3 separate regions of the Homo sapiens genome follow, and regions 1 and 3 are each linked to region 2. Evidence: chromatin loops called from intact Hi-C (ENCODE). Cell type or tissue: ascending aorta. All regions are shown on one strand.

Region 1 (8,000 bases), 51 kb before region 2:
GACTTAAATGTAAGAATTAAAATCTATAAACTACTTAGAAGAAAATATGAGAATAAACCTCCTTAACTATTGATTAGGCAATGTTTTCTTAGAAAAGACAACAAAAACATAATAAAAATAGGTAAATTGAATAAGAAAATTTTTTAATATTCATTATGTGTTTCAGTAATACCATCAAGGGAGTGAAAGATAATCTGCAGAATGGGAAAAATATTTACAAATCATGTATCTGATTAAATACTTGTATCCAGACTATAGAATGAACTCTTACAACTCAATAATAAAAATGTGAATAACCCAATTAAAAGCAGAAAAAGGATTGAATAGACATTTTCCAAAGAAGATATGCAAATGCTCAATAAGCATATGAAAAGATACTCATCATTACTCATTAGTGATATGCAAATTAAAATCACAATGGGATACCATTTTACTCCTACAATCATCAATTATGGATGGAATAAAAAAGACATACAATAACAAGTGTTGGCAAGGATGTGGAGAATTAGTATCTGCAGACCTTGCTGGTGATGGTGTAAAATCACCAAAGGGCAGCAATTCTTTCAAAAATTCAAATATAGAATAATCATATGACTCAATTATTCTGCCCAAAAGTGAAAACATATGTCCATACAAATAATCTACGTGAATATTCATGGCAGTATTATTCAAAATAGCAAAAAGTGGAAAAAATGCAAATATCAACTAAAGAATAGGTAAGTACTAAGTAGTATATTGGTACACTGGAATATTATTTGTTAAATAAATGAAATACTAATACATGCTACACCTGGATGATTCTTGAAAACACTATACTAAGTTACAGAAGCCAGTGACAAATGCCACATACAGTATTACTGACTATTAAATGTTCAGAATAGGCAAATCTGTGGAGGAAATCCGATTAGAGATTTGTGAGGGATAGGGATGCTGTGGAGAGGCAATAGATATGGAGCTGATTTTAGGTGGGAAGAAAATTTTCTAAATTTAGATTGTGGTAATGGTTTCACAACCCTATAAAATATTTTAAAACATTAAAGCTTACACTTTAAATTGGTGAATTGCATGGTATATGAATTATTTCTCAATAAAGATGTTTAAGAAAGATTGAATGAACAAATTATACTCAAAATAATGGTAAATATTGAAGATATTTAAAAATAAATATACTAAGTATGTTAGTTTGTTGTATGCTTAATGAAAGAAAATGTAAACTATTCTAATTGCTATATTAATTAGATATCGCCAACCATTTCTAATGCAGGTTCTATGGAGGCCACTAGCAAACAACAGTTTGAATGTGTAACCAGTTTGTATCATTCCTTAAACAGTCTGTAATTTTTATTTCCCAACCTTGAAGCAGGACTTGACTTTTCATCTTAGCCCTCTGACTTTACTTTTTAAAAATTTTTGTATTTATTTCATGATCTCTGAAAAAGATTGAGAAGCCTTCTGACTTCAAGTCCACTACCACATCATTAGTGGGCTGTGTGTAGATTTAAGTAAAAAAAAAAGCGGGGAGAGGAGTCATATTTAGGAGAGGAGATAAAAAACGTTTATAACAAATTCCGTGTGGAAAATATTTTAGTAAATATCTCATTTGGCACTTCAATCCTCCCATAAATTTCTTCTTCACCTGTCACATGTTTTTCACCTCTCTGTCAACTTTCCTTCCACAGTCTAAACCTATTTTTTCCTGCCCAATTGCTTATTCAGAATTTCTTTGTGTTATTACAGTGCCAGGATACACTGTTACTACAGTGCCACCCATAGCCCTGGACATATAGCTTCTCTCTTAGTCTGTCTTGTGTTGCTATAACAGAATTCTATAGACTGGATAATTTGTAAAGAAAATAAGTATATTTCTTACCATTTTGGGGGCTGAGAATTCCAAAAGCACGGTGCTTATATCTGGTGAGAGCTTTCATGCTGCAATATCCCGTGGCAAAAGAGCAGAAGGGAGAGCAAGCATATGCAAGAGAGCAGAACATCAGGGGCTGGCCTCACTTTTATAACTACCCTGCCATATGATAACCAACCCACTCTTGTGGTAACATTAGTCTATTCATGAGGGTGAAGCCCTCATGACTTAATCACTTTTTAAAGACCCCACCTCCAAATACCATCATACTGGCAATTAAATTTCAACATGAGTTTTGGAGGGGACATTCAAATCATAGCAGATTCCAAGTTTATCATGTTTTACCTCAATAAAACTATTGGTATTTTGTTACTATACACACACACAGAAAATTTTTTTTTCTACATCCAGATCCTTATAAATAAATTAATGAATATTATTAAGGTATTTTGAAAGGCTAAATTTATTAATATGAATAATTAACATGTTCATGGTACAAAAACTTTGCAATTTGACCAGTTTTATTTATTAATATTTATTTATTAACACTATGTGTCAGATATCATGGTAGATGCTGAGTATATCCAAATATGGAAGTCATAGTCCTTGCAAATAATTGAAATTCACAATTCAGCTCTTTCACAAGCAAGATCTGCATTTACATCCCCTCAACTCTGAAAGGAAACTAAAGCAATATGAGAAAACTAAGGCTCTGGAAAATCTTGATGAGTCATGCAACTACTGTCCAGATTTGTACTCACAGTTTCTAATAATAAATGTGTGGGTTTTTTTTTAATTGGGCCAGTGAATCACACTGACTATAAAAGTTTGCATACATTATCTTATTTAGGTTTCATATAATCCCATTTTTGGCTTCAGAAACATTTAATCAGTATATCTTGGATAGGTATCATTAACCCCTGTATCTGTCAGGCCAGCTCATGTTTTTGCATCTATGCATTACCTTCATTCCTCCTGCAATAGCTACTTCGTTAATGAACTCAAGCAAAATCTGAGATGGTTGTGTAAGAAAGGCTAATTGATATCAGTAAAGTGGTTTATTTTGTTGATTACTGACCATATCCTCAGCAGCTGGATGAACACTGAGATAGGACAAAGTTTCTCCCAGACTGTACTCATTTCAAGAAAAACCTTTCCAAATTTTTATCAACATTCTATTCTTATTTACATAAAAAAGAACCCACTATTGCTAATTGATATGGTTTGGCTGTGTAGCCACCCAAATCTCATCTTGAATTCCCCCATGTTGTGAGAGGAACTCAGTGGGAGGTAATTGAATCATAGGGGTAGGTCTTTCCTGTGCTATTCTTGTGATAGTGACTAAGCCTCATGAGATCTGATAGTTCTATAAGGGGCAGTTTCTGTACACAAGCTCTCTTTTATCTTATCTGCTGCCATATGAGAGGTGCCTTTCACATTCTGCCATGATTGTGAGGCCTCCCCAGCCATGTGAAACTGTAAATCCAATAAACCTCTTTTCTTTGTAAATTGCCCAGCCTTGGGTATGTCTTTATTAGCAGCATGAAAATGGACTAATACAGTAAATGAGTACCAGTAGAGTGGGGCACCACTGAAAAGATACCTGAAAATGTAGAAGCCACTTTGGAGCTGGGTAACAGGCAGAGGTTGGAACAGTTTGGAGGGTTCAGAAGATGACAGGAAAATGCAGGAAAGTTTGGAACTTCTTAGAGACTTGTTGAATAGCTTTAACCAAAAGGCTGATAATGATATGGACAATTAAATCCAGGCTGAGATAGTCTCAGATGGAGGTGAGGAACTTGTTGGGAACTGGAGCAATGATGACTCTTGTTATGTTTTATCAGAGAGACTGGTGGCATTTTGCCCCTGCCCTAGAGATTTGTGGAACTTTCAACTTGAGAGAGATGATTTAGGGTATCTGCAGGAAGAAATTTCTAAGCAGCAAAGCAGTAAAGAGGTAACTTATGTGCTGTTAAAGGCATTCAGTTTTAAAAGGTAAACTAAACATAAAAGTTCAGAAAATTTGCAGCCTGACAATGTGATAGAAAAGAAAATCCCATTTTCTAAGGAGAAATTCAAGCTGGCTGCAAAAATTTGCATAAGTAACAAGGAGCCGCATGTTAATCCCCAAGACAATGGGGAAAATGTCTCTGGGACATGTCAGAGGTCTTCACAGCAGCTCCTCCCATCACAAGCCCAGATGCCCAGGAGGAAAAAATGGTTTTGTGGGCCAGGCCCTGGGTCCCTGTGCTGTGTGCAGCTTAGGGACTTGGTGCCCTGCCTCCTAGCCACTCCAGCTGTGGCTGGAAAAGGCCAACATGAAGCTCAGGTCGTGGCTTCAGAGGGTGCAAGTCCTAAGCATTGGCAGCTTCTACATGGTGTTGAGCCTACAAATGCACAGAAGTCAATAATTGAGGTTTAGAAACCTCTGCCTAGATTTCAAAGGATGTATGCAAATACCTGAATGTCCAGGCAGACACATGCTTCAGGGGTGGGGCTCTCATGAAGAACCTGTGCTAGGGCAATGCAGATGGGAAATGTGGGGTTGGAGCCCCCTCACATCATCCCTACAGGAGCATCACCTAGCGGAGCTGTGACAGGAGGGCTGTCATCCTCCAGACCCCAGAATGGTAGATCCACTGACAGCTTGCACTGTATGCCTGGAAAAGCCACAGACAGTCAACACCAACCCATGCAAGCAGCCGGGAAGGAGGCTGTACACTGCAAAGCCACAGGGAGCTGCCCTAGACCATGGGAGCCCATGTCTTGCGTAAGTGTGACCCAGATGTGAGACACAGAGTCAAGGGGATCATTTTGGAGATTTAAGATTTGACTGCTCTGCTAGATTTTGGACTTTCATAGGGCCTGTAGCCCCTTTGTTTTGACCAATTTCTCCCATTTGGAATGGTTTTACTTACCTGTAGCCTCATTGTATCTAGGAAGTAACTAACTTGCTTTTGATTTTACAGGCTCGCAGGCAGAAGGGACTTGCCTTGTCTCAGATGAGACATTGGACTGTGAACTTTTGAGTTAATGGTGAAATGAATTAAGACTTTGGGGGACTGTTGAGAAAGCATGATTGGTTTTGAAATGTGAGGACATGAGATTTGGGAGGGGCCAGGGGTGGAATGATGTGGTTTGGCTGTGTCCCCATCCAAATCTCATCTTGAATTCCCACATGTTGTGGGAGGTATCCGGTGGGAGGTAATTGAATCATGGGGATAGGTCTTTCCCCTGCTGTTATCATGATAGTGAATGAATCTCATGAGATCTGATGGTTCTATAAGGGGGAGTTTCCCTTCACAAGCTCTCTTTTCTCTTGTCTGCCACCATGTGAGAAGTGCCTTTCATCTTCCGCGACGATTGTTAGGCCTCCCCAGCCATGTGGAACTGTAAGTCCAATAAACCTGTTTACTTTGTAAATTGCCCAATTTTGGGTGTGTCTTTATCAGCAGCATGTAAACAGACTGATACACTAATTTGAGATAAATGAAATTAATTACAGGACATTCAACATGTGGGTAGCATTTTGGCATGATAGTTAGAGGAGCCACACTCATTTTGATGCTTTACAACGTTTCTGGGACCACATATTTTGGTTTGGGGAAAGAAGAAAATAGCACTCTATATTCATTGCTGATTCAGAGTGTATACTACCTCCTGAAGAACTGTTCCAAAGCATCTCAAGGTGTATCTTCTAGCAGGTGCTGTAACTGTCTTCAATATTCTTTTCCTCTGGTGGTTTCTAATTCAGATGGTTTCTAAGTGATGAGGTACATAATGAAGACAGCGAAATCTGTGAACATAAGCTCCATTGCCTTACTACTTTTGCAAGATGAGTTTCTTAATCAGAATAAATATTATAAATAAATAAATATCATGGTATTAAATATTTTATAAGATATGAGTACAGTTATTACTCTTCTTAGAAGTGCAGTAGGCAAGAAAATTATAACTATATACCACATATGTGTTTACTACAATAAGAACAAATTTCCTTCTAATGCGCTTCCTATTACAAGGAAATCTGGTATGAGGTGGTTTGTTTCTTAATTGTATAGCCATGTGGAGGGCTTGGCGCCAGAATTACTGCTATTAAATCAGGTAAAAATTGGTGGAGAAAAGTCAGCTTCAATGATGGCTAGCTTGTGCTTCTGTGTCTACGTATTACCTCTATTCCTTCTACTGTAACCATTTGTTAATGAACTCATTATACAAATTCTGGGGCTGTTGAAAAAAAATACTGATTAATAGCCATACAACACTTTATTTTGTTAACTTCATTACTGAGCATATCCTTAGCAGCTGCATAAGCTTTTTTGTAGGACAAAGTTTCTATCAAACTGAACTCATTCCAAAAGCAAAACTTTCCACATTTTTGCCAAATCTCCATTCTTATCCCTTCCAAGTCCATGATTATCATAACAATCCATTTTTAGGTGATTCTCTAACACTTAAGTATAAGCTGAACTTTAGTGTGTGTGTATGTGTGTGTGTGCGTGTATATATATGTGTGTATATATATATATGTAATTTCCAAGAAAAAATTTATATTTTGCCTATAAGGAAATTTACTCTGCTGCTCTTTAGGGCCAAGTCCAGGTGGGGTGGTAATACAATAATAATCCACTTCCAGAAAGCACAGCCATATTGCATAAAGCCATTTGCAAGCTAAGCTGGTGGGACTTACCCATCATCTCTACCATGCACAGACACTTCAAACAGTATTTAAGGTGCTTAGCGAAACGGCCTAATGACAGTGCTGTCTATGAAAAAAGCTAAAGGAAACTTGCTTCCTGTAGGTAAGTGCTACAGTTTACAATTTTCACACAAATAGAAATTGAGATCACATACCAACAGCAAATCCTATAACAGAAAGCACTGACGGATGTATTTACAAATAAGAAAAAATATTCAATAAAGAAGATCTAAGGGTGCTAGATGAAAAAATAAAAAAAGAAATTGGTAAACAACTGGGAAAATATAAAACAGCAATATTACCTAATTTGAAGTTAACTGAAATTATATATAATGTATAATTATATATAGCCTAACATGTAAGCCAATTATTGAGACTGTGTAAAATTCAGATATGTGCTGTTTAAAGGAAATGTAATTAACAATAAGCATACAGAAAGAATGAAAAATAAAGAGAAAAGAACACACCAGGCCGGGCGCGGTGGCTCACGCCTGTAATCCCAGCACTTTGGGAGGCCGAGACGGGCGGATCACGAGGTCAGGAGATCGAGACCATCCTGGCTAACACGGTGAAACCCCGTCTCTACTAAAAATACAAAAATTAGCCGGGCATGGTGGCGCGCTCCTGTAGTCCCAGCTACACGGGAGGCTGAGGCAGGAGAATGGCGTGAACCCGGGAGGCGGAGCTTGCAGTGAGTCGAGATCGCGCCACTGCACTCCAGCCTGGGCCACAGAGCGAAACTCCGTCTCAAAAAAAAAAAAAAAAAAAAAAAAAAAAGAGCACACCAGGCAAATACTGACCATTGTAACGCTAGGATAGTGATATGGTTTGGCTGTGTCCTCACGCAAAATCTCATCTTGAATTGTAATCTAAATTGTAATCCCCATGTGTTCAGGGAGAGACCTCGTGGGAGGTGGTTAGATCATTGAGTGGCTCCCCCATGCTGTTCTCATGGTAGTGAGTGAGTTCTCACAAGATCTGATGGTTTTATAAGGGGCTTTTCCCCACTTCACTCTGCACTTATCTCTCCTGCTGCCATGTAATCAAAGACATGTTTTCTTCCCCTTCTACCATGATTGTAAGTTTCCTAAGGTCTCTCCAGCCATGCAGAACTGTGAGTCAATTAAACCTCTTTCCTTTATAAATTACCCAGTCTCGTGCAGTTCTTTAGAGCAGTGTAAGAATGGACTAATGCAAATAGCTATTTTAGAAATAGATAGAAATCAGAGGACTTGGAGCAAGACAACTAAATAAATGCCTTCAGTGATTGTCCCCCCTGCAGTAATACCAAATTGAACTATCCACACACAAAACAGTACCTTCATGAGAACCAAAAATTGAGTGAGCTCTCACAGTACCTTGTTTTAACTTCATATCACAGAAACATATGAAGGTCATAACTTCATATGACAGAAAGAGGCACTGAAGAAGGTAGGAAAG
Region 2 (8,000 bases):
TCAGGCTCCATACATCACATTATTACCCTCCACCTGCCCTCCAGTTAATATTTTATAACAGTAGGATAATTTCAGTAGAAACTGACATATGACTCCCATTTTATTTTTATAACTTTATTAGGGTTATCCTTACAAAATTGAATGAAAATTTTTAATGTATATACTATGTCAAAATACAAATAATAAAATTAATTTTCTAATATGCAATTTATCACTAGATTTAGTGAAACACTATACCTTTCAATGATTTTCAAACTTGGAAACATATATGATGCCAGTTAGATAAGGAACAGTATGTACCCCATTAGAAACAATATTGCATAAGTCACTGATTTTTATGCTGCACTTACTAGATCAAAAAAACTCCTGGGTCAGGAAGAAGTTGAATCCAATGGTCACATTATTGCAGAATTTGGTACACAGTATGTTTTTTCACAGAGTTTCAACCATTAATTCACTTGGCTGTAAATTACCAGGCATTCAGCCTATTAAAGAAAAGCTGACTGAATCTTACCGTGTGCTGCAGCATGGTTATTTGCCAACATAGTCTAAGTCACACTTTCTATTCATGTGCTGCTCCACAGAACAGCTCAGAAATGTCAGGAATGTTACTGAGCTGCCAATATGTCAAATGCATGGTAGAAAGTACATGGTGGAAAGCTTTCCCTTTTGTTTTCTTGATTACATTAGTGTATTCTGAGCTCCTTTGTGGCTCCAGATGGGCACCACTTGAAGAAGTGCTTTTCTTTTTGTAAAATATTGCCATGCCATTATGACAGGGAAATATCCATTGTTGTAGTACATTCTGTTTTACTACAATATTATTAACCCAAACCCTTGAGGATTCAGTCTTGTGTTTCAAAAATCGGAAATAGCCACAGGCTTTGAAATTTCTTGAATAATTCTCAGTCTGAAGTTGAGAATAGGAGACTTTTCCTTTAGTAATTCAAACCAAGTATCTACTGGCCAACCTCCTTTCCCTATTTCTAAATATCCAGAAGCAAATAAAGATAGGAGTTCAATAATCAGGGAGCTAAAACTAAGCATGCAGATTCTACCCTTTTTTATTTTTTTGAGACAGAGTCTCTCTGTTGCCCAGGTTGGAGTGCAGTGGCACGATCTCTGCTCACTGCAACCTCCACCTACCAGGTTCAAGTGATTCCCCCACCTCAGCCTCCCCAGTAGCTGGGACTACAGACATAAGCCACCACACCTGGCTAATTTTCGCATATTTAATGGAGACAGGGTCTTGCCATATTGGTCAGGCTGGTCAAACTCCTGACCTCAAGTGAACCCCCTGCCTCAACATCCCAAGGTGCTGGGATTACAGGTGTGAGCTACCATACCCAGTCAAATTCTACCCTCACATTTCTGTACTGAAGAAGAAAATACGCTACTTTTTGGCACTCAAGGACAGAAAAGACATTGGAGGTGCAGAATATGAGGCAATGAGTCTAAGAAGCCATGTGTTGTAGGAGAAATCTCAATGAGTAAGAATAAAGACACCTGAGTTCTGCTCTTAATTCTGTCCTACAATGCCAACTAAATCTTTTAGCTTTGGAAACCTTATCGAAAATTGAGGATAATAGCAGTTCCCTGCTCTAGTTTATTGGATTATACTGAGAATCAAGGGAGATTGTATTATGACATTGGAAAATGCTACAGAAATAGTAAAGTTCTGTACAAATACAACATAAATAAAAATAGCAGAAATAAATTGTTATATGAAAATGTACATGGACATAAAAATACTATTGACACACACACACACACACACACACACACACACACACACACACACACGATTCCCAACAAAGCCTTTCTATACAGAATAATCAAGGCTTACGGAATCAATCATTTGTGAAGGCAAAATATGATGAAAGTAATTAATATAAACTTTTATTACCATATTGACCAAAATGTATTTCATGGAAATTCTTTTAACAGGCTATTTATAAGTGTTAGGTTAAAGGAAGGAAGAGTGGAAGGATGGAGGGTGAGAGGGAGAGACAAAAAAAGGGAGATTCCATTGTCAAATAAAATAAATTTGGAGACTAAATTTAAACTGGTAAGATTTTTCAAACTTTAATATCCTGATATTTAACCTCATCATTACAAAAAGTGGGGTATAGAGAAGGCAGAGTTTCCAAAATTTTATGTCAGTTGAAACTGCTGGAACATACTTTGAAAAATGCTGTTATAGAGGGATTTGCTTAATCAAGTAATTCTGGAAAGCAGCCAAATCCTAAACAGTGAAGTTAGCAAGTTCCTTGATGCACACAGAAGATCAATCAAAGTAAACACCGAAAAGAATAACCATGGCTAACGTTTGTTCAGTAATTCACAGATAATAAAACATTCTCACATAATTATCTCTTCTGATTCTCCACCCATTTTTGATAAATAAGTATTATATCCACGTGTGCAGATAAAGAAGCAAATGCTATTGGAGTTTTAGTGTCTAAAATTACAAAGCTGTTGGCAGAACATTAGTCTCAAATGTAAAATGTCCAATCCATCGCGTTTCCGTTATAACCTGCTGCTTTACTGTTGAAAAAAGGAAGAGGTCTTATTCTTCTTATAAGGTTACTAGTCCTAGATTAAAGGCCCCACCCTCACCACTTCATACAACCTTCATTACTTCCCAGTGGCCTTATCTCCAAATATTCTCACATCGGAGGTTAGGGCTTCAACATAGGAATTTTGGTGAGGAGACACAAACATCAAATCGATAACAATATCATTTTATACAGTTGAAGACAGGCTTGAGGCATAAATCATAGCTCACCGACTTGTGGTAAGGAGGGGGTAGATAGTGGAAGCAGCATGCCAATTAAATAGATTAGTGGCATCATTGTAGATCGAAATGATTTTATCAAGGTCCACCAGTTCAGATTGGCATGCTGTCTAAGGCCTTACACTTTAGCCTTACACAGAATGCCCTTACGTACTTGCCAGGCTGCAGATCTATGTCAGTCATTCCATTCCAGTTCCTGGATGAAGAACTAAAACTGCATACTCTATGTGGTCACACACAGTATTGGTGACCACCTAACACCTAATGGAGTATGGTTTTATATCTGAAGGTCATGGGGTATAGCTTTTGACAACTTATTTGTCCTCTGTGATTTTATCCTTGATCACAGTTACTCATTTCCTTGGAGCGGGGAAAGGACCTTGAAACTTAATAAGGACAGAAATCTCCAAGTACCTTCAAAATTATCTGGGTATCTGAATGATTGTATAGGGCTTTCAATTATCTTGATGCATGCGTGTATTGAGTTCTGCTAAGTGATTAAGGTGTCCTCTGTTCTAGCTGAATCCACTTCCAAGGAAAGGGGCTGTTAAGCTGTGTAGAGTGGCAATTGGCCAAATTTTAGGAACAACTCCCTGGCCACGGCTGTGAGTGTCCTGGAATATGTAAAGTCCTAGGTTCTCTTACCACTTAATCCAGCAATTTGAAGCTGTGAGGTAGAATGAGTTTGGGACTACCCTGTTAGGCACTGGCCTCAGGGTTTCTGGACAAGTGGTAATTCCTAAAAACTTGAGTGAAATGGAGTAATCGTTTGAGCATTGCTTGCTCTTTTGGTAGGCAGTTCAACAGAGGACTGGGATGTTTGAGGTGAGATATTTATAGATGGGACCTGAGCCTGAGATTGGAAAGGATGAGGGGGTTGGTGGCTCTTGGCATGGGTAAACTGAATGCCAAATCTAGGACTTGATAGATGCTAATTTGGGGAAGCAAAAACAACTAAAAAATGTCCATCTGTGAGATAAAAGTAAAGTATATAATCCGTAGGGTCTAGCCCTACAGGGCCTGTGGGTTTTTCTCTTCATGTGCGGAGACAAGAGATCGTAGAAATAAAGACACAAGACAAAGAGATAGAAGAAAAGACAGCTGGGTCTAGGGGACCACTACCACCAAGGCGCGGAGACCAGTAGTGGCCCCGAATGGCTGACCGCACTGCTATTTATGTATACAAGGCAAAAGGGGCAGGGTAAGCAGTGTGAGTCATCTCCAACGATTGATAAGGTCACGTGAGTCACGTGTCCACCGGACAGGGGGCCTTTCCCTTTTAGGTAGCTGAGGTGGGGAGAGGACAGCTTACGTCATTATTTCTTCTACACTCTTCTCAGAAAGATCAAAGACTTTAACACTTTCACTAATTCTGCCACTGCTATCTAGAAGGCGGAGCCAGGTGTATAGAGCGGAACGTGAAAGTGAAACAGGAGTGTGACCGCTGAAGCACAGCATCACAGGGAGACATTTAGGCCTCCAGATGGCTGCAGGCAGGCTTGACTGATGTCAGGCCTTCCACAAGAGGTGGTGGAGCAGAGTCTTATCTAACTCCCCCGGGGAAAGGGAGACTCCCTTCCCCCGTCTGCTAAATAAGGGGTGCCTTCCCAGGCACTGGCGCTACCGCTGGACCAAGGTCCTCTAGGCAACTGGCACCTTCCCAGGCACTGGCGTTACCGCTAGACCAAGGAGCCCTCTAGTGGCCCTGTCTGGGCGTGACAGAGGGCTCATACTCTTGCCTTCTGGTCACTTCTCACCGTGTCCCTTCAGCTCCTATCTCTGTATGGTCTGGTTTTTCCTAGGTTATAATTGTAGAACAGAGGTTATTATAATATTGGAATAAAGAGTAATGCTACAAATTAATGATTAATAATATTCATATGTAATCATATCTATATTCTATTTCTAGTATAACTATTCTTATTCTATATATTTTCTTTATGATACTGGAACAGCTTGTGCCCTCGGTCTCTTACCTTGGCACCTGGGTGGCTTGCTGCCCACAATAATCCAATATAAATACTATATGGTGGAGATATATATATATATATATATATATATATAGTTTTTATTTTTTCAGAGGTATGTCACCTTCTGAGGGGGAAGAAATAGGCCGCAGGGTAGGCAATTTTATCCAATTTGAGTGAATCATTATACTTCTTCACTACCGGTTACTGACCCATGAAGGATGACTGCTAATTCATATGTTGTCTTTCTTTGCATTAATTTTGAAAATAGAATCACTTTCTAAAAATACATAATTTCCAACTATCAGAAAATTATCATAATATACATATTTTGAGAGAATAACTCATTTCACGGACATCTGCTGGAAAATCATAGTAATAAATATACACACCCATGACTTTTCTATAAGAATGGCACAAATGTAATAGTAGCTTTGTACTCTACAACCCCATCCAAATCACAGTGATTGGCTGTAGTGTGTGTCCATGATCTAAGCCAGATCTATAAAAATTTTCTCCTGGGAGCTTGCTGTGATGACCATCCTTTTCTAGTTGTAAAGTTGTGAAAATGTGAGCCTGAACTTACTAGTGATCAAGGTTCAATTTTGTGGAGAAAATGGTATACAGGCAAGAGGCCAATCCACAAAAGAGGAGTGGGAAATAGAGTCAGAAAGAAATAGTCCCAATGATTCTAGAATTTCTGCCTCCAATTCTACCTGAGGATATTTTTATCCTCACTTTTCTATGGTTCAACTATGAGACGATTTTTTCTGTTGAGTTGTGCAAAAGTTCAGATTTTGTCACATGGTTAAAAAGTCTTCCAATTAACATACATTGGATGTTCTCTTAGTCCATTTGGGCTGCTATAATAAAGTACCACAGACTAGATGGCTTATAAACAATACAAATTCATATCTCACAATTCTGGGGCCTGTGAATCCCAAGGTCAAAGCACTAACAGATTTCGTGTCTGGTGAGGTTCTGCCTCCTTTTAGAGACAGGTCTCACTATAGCCTCACATGATGGAAATGGGGAGGAAGCTCTCTGGCACCTCCTTTATGAGGACACTAATTCTCTTCATGTGGGCTTTGTCCTCATGAGTTAATAAATCCCAAAGGCCCCATCTTCTAATACCATTATCTTGGGAGATAGGATTTCAAATTAATTTTGGAGGGATAGTCAGACCATAGGAGAGGTCAAATAAAATGAACTCACTATAGTTAAGAATGAGGGCAGGAAGAGATACTCGGAGTAATCCCACTTTGTATTTATTAGAGTCATGTAGAGAATTATCTAGTGGTTCCTGCTGGGATTATGTCTAATTAAACCTAGTGGCACAACTACTCTTAGCACTGATTCTTGCTCAAGCATTTAAAAATATTTGTTGAATTAATTTCAAAACACACAGAGACAACTGTTTACTCATTCATTCATTTTGTTAAGTATTTATTGATCAGCCTTTTTGCAATAGACACAGTTCTAATTACTCAGGATATTGTGTTGAGTACTTGCATTTAAACTCCCAGATCTCATTTTTTAAAACCTATATACATCAACAGTACATAGCCATCATGCCAGAAGCAGTTGATACATTAAAAGGAGACATTCTCCAGAACAATAGAGACAATTTAATAAAATGTATGAGTGAACAAGGAGTTCTAGCTCTCAATTTATTGTTCCCTAGATGTGATATATTGGATATGCCATTTAGCCTACTAAGGCCTTAACATTTAAGTAGATGCTCTTTAGAGTTATACTTATTTAAGATTTATCTAGATGCTCTTTAAAGCTTATAACAAACAGAAATTTAACTAAATTATTTTTAAGGCTTATTCCAGGTAAAAAGAAACTTAAAGTTTTTATTTTAATCTCTCAAATTGGTGGTTTTCAAAGTGTGGTCCCCTACCAGCATCCTAGAAATTTGTTAAAATACACATTTTAGACCTCATCCTAGACATACTGAACTACAAACCTTGGGGCAGGGAGTATAGCAATCTTTTTTTTAAAGAAGTTCTGATGGGTACTAGGCTTTCTCAACCACTGCCTGGACATATAAAATATGTTTAATAGTAAATATATGTATGGAAAACGTTTCTAATTTTTCATAACTATATCATTGATATGGTTAGGCTTAGTGTCTCCACCCAAATCTCGTCTTGATTTGTAATCCCCATAATTCCCACGCGTCAAAGAAGAGACCAGGTGGAGGTAATTGAATCATGGGGGCAGTTTCCCCCATGCTGTTCTCATGACAGTGAGTGAGTCCTCATGAGATCTAATGGTTTTATAAGGGGCTTTTCCCCCTTCACTCCGCACTTCTCCTTCCTGCTACCTTGTGAAGAAGGTGCCTTGCTTCCCCTTCACCTTCCCCCATGATTGTAAGATTCCTAAGGCCTCCCCAGCTATGCTGAACTGTGAGACAAAATATTTTGGGAATATTCTTATGCTTTTTGTGAATTTAAAATTATGTCAGTGTCACAGAGTTTTTTCCTGTGGGTTAATTACTAGGGATCAACTGCAGTGGATTACACATACACACACACACACACACACACACACACACGCATACACATGAGAATACTGATAAAGGCTTGTAACTAAAGAAACAAAACCTAGATGATCTCCTGTAATTATCCAATTCTTCCTGTTACAAAACTCAGAAAATGATGAATAGAGAGACAGGGAGAATAAAATCCTGGGTTTGCAATCACTTCTATAAATGAGTAAGACTCTCCTTTATTTAGAAATGTATTATCCTGTCTAAGTTTATAAGTAATGTGGTTTGGTTGTGTACATTTGCAGCTAGCACTAGTACATTAACGAACTTACAGAAAGATTTACCAGAAATTTTATTAGGTGTCACTTTTGCTGTTTGGTCTCTATAACTGGAGTCTAAAACATCCTATATACTGATCTCTGAGAGAGTCTAGGATTACCCAAAGGAATGAAAGATTTTTCCATAGGGTAATACAAAAATAGGAAGTAAATACACTTGATTTATATTCATGGGCCCTTTTTATTCTGTCTTCTTCTCCTCAATATTTATAATTCCCTTTATAAAAGTTTCTTCTTTAGACATATTTTATGGAGATTTGCTTTAAGTGATCCTTAATGACTAGAAGATAGGGACAGACACCACTGCTGCAATCCTACCAGCTTTCTCAGTTTGGGCCTGGAAGCCAATTTTAACTTTTCCCTATTCAGTTAACTCTATATTGTATAAAGACATAGATAGA
Region 3 (8,000 bases), 320 kb before region 2:
TATAAAACAACTTTAAATAGAAACTGGAAGAATATACAGAATATTGTAAATATATGGTATTTTAAATCATAGGGCTTTAACTGTAAAATTGTTATAAAAACCCTTAAAATCTATTTTCCAAAACATATCCTTTTATCTCATTAAAATAGACCAGATGGCACAAAAACTTAGGGATGTTTATTTATTGAAGGTTCTTTGCCTCAGCATGAGGTAATCTCACATTCAGTCCTATGTGCAATTTATGAGAACTGAATTTCATGAGAATAAAAACATGTTGAGTAATTAACAGATTATAATATTTCAGTTATTGGCTTCTATTTCTATGTAGTCCAACCTACTGTATAAAATAGGGTGCTCATTTTCTTCTACTTTTTTCCCTGGATAGCATAGGCATGGACCTTTAAATTCCCAATCAAGTTTACTTAATATTTTCCCTATACAATAGCTGTAGATGTTGCAGACAAAGACAGGGTGAGCTTCTCAGTTGCTTTGCGAAGAGAAATAAATTGTGATTAGTAAGGTACATAATAAATACATCTTAAAATTTAATATTAGAAGTAATATATTCTTAGCAGATACTCTCATTTTTTTCTTTTTAAATTATACTTTAAGTTCTGGGGTACGTGTGCAGAACGCGCAGGTTTCTTCCATAGGTATACACATGCCGTGATGGTTTGTTGCACCCATCAACCCGTCATCTACCTTAGGTATTTCTCCTAATGCTATCCCTTCCCTAGCCCCCCCACACCCCGACAGACCCTGTTGTGTGATGTTCCCCTCCCTGTCTCCATGTGTTCTCATTGTTCAACTCCCACTTATGAGTGAGAACATGCGGTGTTTGGTTTTCCATTCTGGTGTTAGTTTGCTGAGAATGATGCTTAGTCAAGTATCCTTTGTCCATACGAGAGATCACCAATGGCTCTAGTGGACTGTTGCCCTATAAACTAACTGCATGTGCTTCCTATCTCAAGAAACTGAGTCTGTCAGCCTGGGTTCTTTGGCCAGATTGTTTTTCCAGCACAGGAAGGTGGCCAGAAATGCTGATGAATTAACTTACAAAGTGACCTTCAAAAAATGAAGGACAGGAGTTTGTAGATGAATACTGTAGGTATCTAACCTCTTAAGAGGCAATTCTGAGCTTTGTTTAAGTACATAGTCACTTGAATGATTCCCAAAAGGATTGGCCACAGTTGTCCATCAACTAACTGCTCACTAATGTTTTATATATCCTGTATTATATGTTCTTCCTTTTCTGTTTCATTATCCTCCCTCACCATGCTTCCTGGGATCACTCACCACCCAAACAAAAACAAAAACAAAATTCATTCAGATCCTGTCTCAGGATTTGGTTTTGGGTGAATGTAAACCAAGACAGTGTACATAGAGATTTCCCAGATGCCCTTTATACATAAGAAAGACTTAGATCATAGCAGGGTGATGTTGGATAAAGAGATGCAGAAGCTGGTATTTAGAAGTCAGACCAGCTTGAGTTGAAATGGTACAGTCAAAGGGATGTGGGTGGGAGACCAACTGTGTCTGCAACCAGGAGTGAGAGAAATTATAGCTGAATGATAATAATGAGTGCAAGGCCATGTAGCAATATTGCAATTAAATTGTAGCTGGATCATAGTAACCATTTCTGCTTTAAATAAATTAGAGGTTAAAGCATCTCTCATTGTCAGTCATGTAGCTACACATTTACAACTGACTACTTTATAATTTTCTTCTATTTTTATCACCTGCATTAATGTATTTCTTAGACACTGGTTTCTTTTCCTTGAAATAGATTCCAAACTAGATGAATTGTTTTTCTACTCAGTTTCTGGACCCAAAATAAAAAAGGAATCATAGACTCTTAGAATGGTCAAGGACTTTAGAGGTCAACTATTTCAATACCTATGCATAAATATTCATACAATATGTATAGAAATTTCATTATACCATAACCTGAGATTTGAGACTAGAATATTTGAATCTCCTTTAAAAAAACTATGTTATCAATTTCCTCTGTACTTTTTGTTTCTGTTCCTGATTTTTAAAGCATGTCTAGTATATTCTGGGATATTAATCAAGAGACATAAAAAATGTGCATTAATATATTATGCATGTCTGCCAAGAACATTCAAAGAACTATACATGTACATATAAGTGATATTACTGTCAATTCATAATGAGAATTATTAATTAGACTGTAATTGTAGCTTGCCATTTCTAATCCCTTTATCTGATTGGTTGAGAATGAAGCAGGTTAGTAGAAATGTCATATTTCTTTTAAATCAAATTCAGTATGCTTTGGACATCCATCCCACCTGTCTGCTAGAAAATTCAATTTTAGTCATTGTTACGGCCTCCTTACATAGCTTTAACGCACCAAGCAGGCCCTTTATTCTGTTCTCTCTTATTTATGCTAGTAACTAACAGGACACTCAAAGACCAAGCTTAAAGAAGCCTTGATTTCATACACTTATTTTTTTCTTTCATATACTTGGTGCCTTAGAATATGTGGTGACCAAGAATTCAGATGCTTAGCATACAACTCTCTGTTTTCCTAAAACATCGTGCTAGAAGTCAGAGACATCACATCTGATCACTTCAAATCTGTGCATCACAGATCTCCTGCCTTCTGTCTCCCTAGGTGCTACATGGGAGTGGACTCAGGGTCTTTGCTGCTTCAGTCTCTCCCAGGCTCAGTCTTAGAGTATGCTTGTTTTCACTCATTGTTCTTCTGCCTATCCTTTCTCCAATTGGTAAAATCCCCTCCTGGGTTTCTAAAGAGAAAACGTGGCAGTTACCAGCTTTACCATATACTCAGAGTTGTGTGGTGGTCACACTATGACTATGGTCACACTATGACCACCATTGTCATAGTGTGCCTCCTGATGCAATGCCAAGAATGCGTGGGCTGAGTCTGGTCATGTGGAAACATCAGACAGACATATGTTGAGGGTCATATGTATGAGGGTCTATGAGAGCATGCAGGGCCTATACTCTTTAAGACTGTCCAAGGACAGGAGAAGTAGGAGAGGGCTAACAAGCTTGAAGGAGTCTGATGAGACATGACAGCTATATGCAGTGTATATTCTTGGATGGTTTACTGGACCAAAAAGGTCAAAATGATATTGTTAGGGAACTTGGCAAAGTTTGAGTGGATAGTAGTGAGCTGGATAGTAGTGTTATGCTAATTTACTAAAGGGGAAGGATATATGTTGATATAGTATAGGGGTGTCCTTGCTTTTAGACTACACACTGGAGTATTTAGAGGTGATAGGGCATTCTGTTAGAAAAAGGACTATGTATATAGAAAGAAAGAATGAGAGGGTAATGAAACAAATGTGGTAAAACATTAATAATTGGGCACTCTGTGTAAAGAGAATATGGAAGTCACTTGAACTATACTTGTAATTTTTTTGTAGGTTTGCTGTTATTTCAAAATTAAAAACATAAAATTTCAAAATAATATTTTTTGCCTAAAATTTATCATTGTGTCAGGAAAATATCTTTGAACCACTCAGTTCAAATATAGTACATTGTACTAGAAGACTACAGTAAGTGTATAATTTCATTTTTTTAATGGCAGTGTCTCTCTCTGTGTCACCCAGGCTGGAGTGCAGTGGCATGATCATGGCTTCCTGCAACCTCGACCTCCTGGGCTCAAGGAATCCTCCCACCTCAGCCTCCTACACAGCTGGGATTACAGGTGTGTGCCACCACCAGAAGCTATATATTTTTTTTTTTTTTTGGAAAGTTGGAGTCTCACTGTATTGCCAGGGCTGATCTGTATCTCTTGCCCTCAAGTGATCCTCCTGCCTTGGCCTTCCAAAGTGCTGGGATTATATGTGTTAACCACTGCACCTGGAATAATTTTTGATGCAGATGCAAACCTAATGAAATATAAAAAGATCATTCTGTTACTGCTAAGAATTGAGTGTTTCAAGTAATAGTACTTAGGCTAAATCAGTGTGGTAAGTGATACTACTGGCCATTTTTTGACACTCGGAAAAAAGGCCAGGTGGTTAAAAGGAAAAGCACAAAGCAACAACAAAGCAATAATTCTTATATACTCTTTACTTTCTTTGAAAGCAAAGTGTTTTTAATTTTAAAATTACTTGACTCTCTTTTACTGCTTTCCTCTATGTTTATTTTCTGCACAACCATTTTCTTTTTTTTTTTACAATTTTCTGTATAGGCTTCTATGGGAAAAAGCTCTGTAACTGTAGTGTGTATTTATAGTTGTGAAATAGCTTTTCTTTTTCTTAGTCTTTTTGTTTATTCCCCAAAATGAGTCACTGATATTGCTCAACAGTTCTTGGGAAACAGAGGCCTGTCCCTTGTTAATGTCGTAAGTTGTCTTTTCCTGGAAATCACCAAGTGAGTAAACCAGAAGTCCAACTGGAATTAAATAAACATATCTTTCAAACCGACAGTAATTAGCTAAGATTTTATAAGAATATCATGTATTTTTGGTTCTTTTATAGGAGTTTGTATATATCCTACTGAAGAAAAAACTTCAAACCTTTTTGTCATCTTTGTTAATATACTATTTTAAAAATACAGATTAAATCAAAATGAAAACAGTTTTTCATTTAGTACTTCCAAAACCCATATTTTGTTCAGTGTTATTTTAATGTACTTAGTTCCAGCTGTTCTTTCAAGGTCTACATAATCATGCTTGCAGCACACTTACTTTTTCTAGGGGAAGATGTATCTTTTGGCAATTTACTTAATAGTTAGTCTACAGTTTTTATTGGATCCTACTAGATTGTTCAGGTTCTTTATTAAAGGCATTCTAAATGCTAATACCTGGCATCCTTACCTGTTCCTTTTCCCCATTTTTATATTTTATCTTGCTTACCTGCCGGGTCAGAACCCAGCATTGTGTTGGTTATGAAGTTGCCTATTTAGATCTCAACAGTTTCAGTGTAGTCCAGACTGTCTGTGGCAGCCTAAGAGGAGAACTAGGAAGGAAGAAAGCTTGGAAGGAAATGGCCCTTCACTTTCTCTAGAAGGATCCTGTGGATTGGCCTTCTTCCTTGATTCTTCTCGATCTTGTCACTTTGTAGCATGTCACTTAAAAAGGTATGGGGAGCTCCCACATAGAAAAAAAAGATGCAGTTTTATTGGGAAGGAAACACATATGAGAGGTGGTCTTTTTTACCTAATAAGGTTGTGTGGTGATCATTTGGGGAGGAACTGAGCTGGAAACAAATTGGGATTTGTCTTGAGGCAGATGACATTCTGGAGGCAAGGCCTGTCCTTTCTATCTGAGGCTGTTCATATGCTCCTTTAGAGGACTCCTGCTCAGGGTAGTTACCTCAAATTTGTAGGCTCAGTTACCCTCTTTTCTTTTATTTAAAAATATGAAACACCTCCTTTATAACATATGTGGAATGCATACCTTATTTCTGTAATAGTTTTTCTCTGAAAATTTTGCTTGTCTTTAAAAAGTATCCATATCATCCCCCACCCCCAACTGTTAGTAAGATATGCAACACTGACTCTTGGAGTGAGTGTTAGGGAGGGAGGGGTTTCTCATCAGAGGGAAGGAGATGGCAACTCAGATAATGGTCATGACAAGGGGGTGTGGAGCCCTCATTATGGTGTGTGCTAGGCTGATTTTCTGTAAGTCTTTATGATAACCCACAAGACAAGCATTGTCATCTTTCCTCATAGACTAAGAAATGCGGTCCTGAGAGGTAAAGTCACATGGCAATGATGCACTTGCTCTTTCCTCTACTTGAAATGTCCTTTGGGTTCTCATGGCTGACACTTTTTCATTCATTGTTCAGGTTGCAGTTCAAATGTCACACCTTCTTTGGCTAAACAATTCAACTTCCTCTTCAAACATACAACACTCATTATGACATTATTTCATTTCCTTTATAGGATTTTTCATGTCTTACATTTTTTGTGAGTTCCAGTAGAGAATGAAATTTGTCTGTTCCCTTTACTGTTGTATTCCCAACTTCTAGCGCCATGTATCATATAAATATAATTGGGCAAGTGAATATACCCAGGCTATTCTCGTGTAGAAAGCAGCAGAAGCCCTCTGGGAAGTGTCACAAAACTATTTCAACAGACTTACACTAGTTGCTCTGAAAATTTTTTACTGCATATACATGGGACTCAGATTCTGAGACCACCTTGAACATTTTTTTGGACAATGTTTCCTACCCATAGATAAATCTGAGATGTGTCTGCTTTGCTCTGCAAATGAATTCTTAGCAAAATCCTGTCTGTCTGTTTGAGTTGTTCTTAAGGAACAATGTTTAATCTATTGTGACCTTGTGTAATCTATTAGTACTCTTGCCGATTAGGACATGCACAACATCAAAGGATATTTTTATGGAAGATTATGACCAAAACAAACTGTCTGTGGCCACAAAAGGGGAATTTCTCTTAGAAACATAAACTGATTCAATAAGGGAGGAGCTGACATTTTGATTTCATTACCGTTACACTGAAAATTAATGAATTAATCAAGCACAATACCCTCCACTCTTTTCTATCACTTGTCACATTTTCCCCTGAATGAAGATGGCTGGAACAGAAATGAAGTGTCCCTGTAGATTTTCCCTTATACCCTTTTTTACTATACTTTATAAATACCCAGGATCCCTTTTTTTAACTAACAGGACTTCGAATGAACTCCTGACAGTATCTTGATATGTCCATGTGTTTGGAAAGCTGTTTTTTTCCCCCCTTAGTTTTGGGTATAGCAATGAGTAAAGAGAATAAAACTTGTTCTCTAATATTTCTGACTTTATACCAGCAAACTTTCATATTTCTCTCTCTCTCTCATCGTAAGTTTCCTTGGCATTATTGGTTCACATGTGGCTTTGCTTTAGTGTGAAGTCTGTAAATATATAAACCTCTTTTATTCTGGGGAAACCATCTTTTTATTATGTCTGGATCAACTTTCCAAACACTGTTTTATTAGCCAAGTTACTTCACTGAAATAAAAGTAAAGCTTTGGAGATATGAAAAAGATACCATGTACATTGAGTTGAATGGCACCTGAAAACTGGCTGGGAGAATTTCCTGGTGAATTGGAATATGCACTTGTTAGGTAATAGGACAATACACCATAAGAAATAGAGTGACCTCTGCACAAAATTTGAAACAAAAAAGAATGCAGAAGAATTGTTAAAATGATTCCTTTTTTATTAAAAAATCCTTTGCAATTTTCTTTCCCATAGATATGCTCTGACTTTATAATTAATTAACAAGTTGTTTACTTCATTTTTATATTGGATAAAATTATTTTTCATCTATCAGAAAGTTCTTTCCATAATTTCAAGAGTTCTGGGTGAAGTATTGCTAGTGTGACATACACTCCTGCTTGATTTATTACTGTTTATCATTTTCTTTGATTTTGATATTCAAATAAAAAAAATATTTCAAGTGAAATTTTATATAAAAATGCATGAAGAGCTTTTATAGAATCTAAGTAAAAGCTACTTTCTTCTCATATATTTTGGTAATATTGGATAAAACGACACTATTTCTCCTATTTATAAGTTTTTTAAAAAATTCATCCTGTGTCATTTTCATTAGATTGCTTTCAGATGTCATACTTTTCTCTTTGCCACAGAAGGTTAAAGTTAACTTTCCAGACAGCAGTGGTGAAAATTAAAACTCTGTTTTTACTATCATTATGACTAATAAATTAAAAGATAAAAATGGCATAATTTTTGATTGCCAAAACACTGTATTGACATCTGTCATTCTGGTTACCTGAAATAATTTATGAAAACTACTCTTTGTATATTATAAAGCACTACATATAAAATTAGCCCTTAATTCTTTTTTAAAAATAATTTTAATTAAATTATTATTTGATATACTTTCTTCAAATGAGTTATGTAGAATCTTATAAAATTTTCTTTATTACAGTTTTTAAATTGTGGTCTCTGCTTTTAACACTTTTAGAATTAACATTTTTATTCCATGGATTTTGTTAAGGTTTTGTAAAATTTATTCTTTTAATGAAATTTAAAAAT

Evidence for each region. Hi-C counts contacts between places; a loop is a spot of excess contacts. Peaks named below come from ENCODE experiments on the same cell type or tissue, not always from the same donor. Only the 100,000 strongest peaks of a DNase experiment are listed, where the experiment ranks them.
Region 1: a loop joins it to region 2, with 2.3 times the contacts of the local background. A loop is called at or near these places in 3 of 110 quality-filtered maps.
Region 3: a loop joins it to region 2, with 4 times the contacts of the local background. A loop is called at or near these places in 5 of 110 quality-filtered maps.

Annotation. Positions count from the first base shown.
Region 1 is chr5:120,402,885-120,410,884 of GRCh38, forward strand. No RefSeq gene overlaps it. Among named protein-coding and RNA genes, the nearest start is that of PRR16, 57 kb to the right of the region's middle. In ascending aorta, no CTCF peak of the experiment used is centred here; no DNase peak of the experiment used is centred here; H3K27ac peaks cover 858 bases.
Region 2 is chr5:120,453,967-120,461,966 of GRCh38, forward strand. No RefSeq gene overlaps it. Among named protein-coding and RNA genes, the nearest start is that of PRR16, 6.3 kb to the right of the region's middle. RefSeq lists an enhancer at 3,894-4,463. In ascending aorta, a CTCF peak has its summit at 4,490 (motif pointing left); DNase peaks (open chromatin) are centred at 4,005 and 4,465; H3K4me3 peaks cover 1,143 bases; H3K27ac peaks cover 2,826 bases.
Region 3 is chr5:120,134,939-120,142,938 of GRCh38, forward strand. No RefSeq gene overlaps it. Among named protein-coding and RNA genes, the nearest start is that of PRR16, 330 kb to the right of the region's middle. In ascending aorta, no CTCF peak of the experiment used is centred here; a DNase peak (open chromatin) is centred at 4,303; H3K27ac peaks cover 1,656 bases.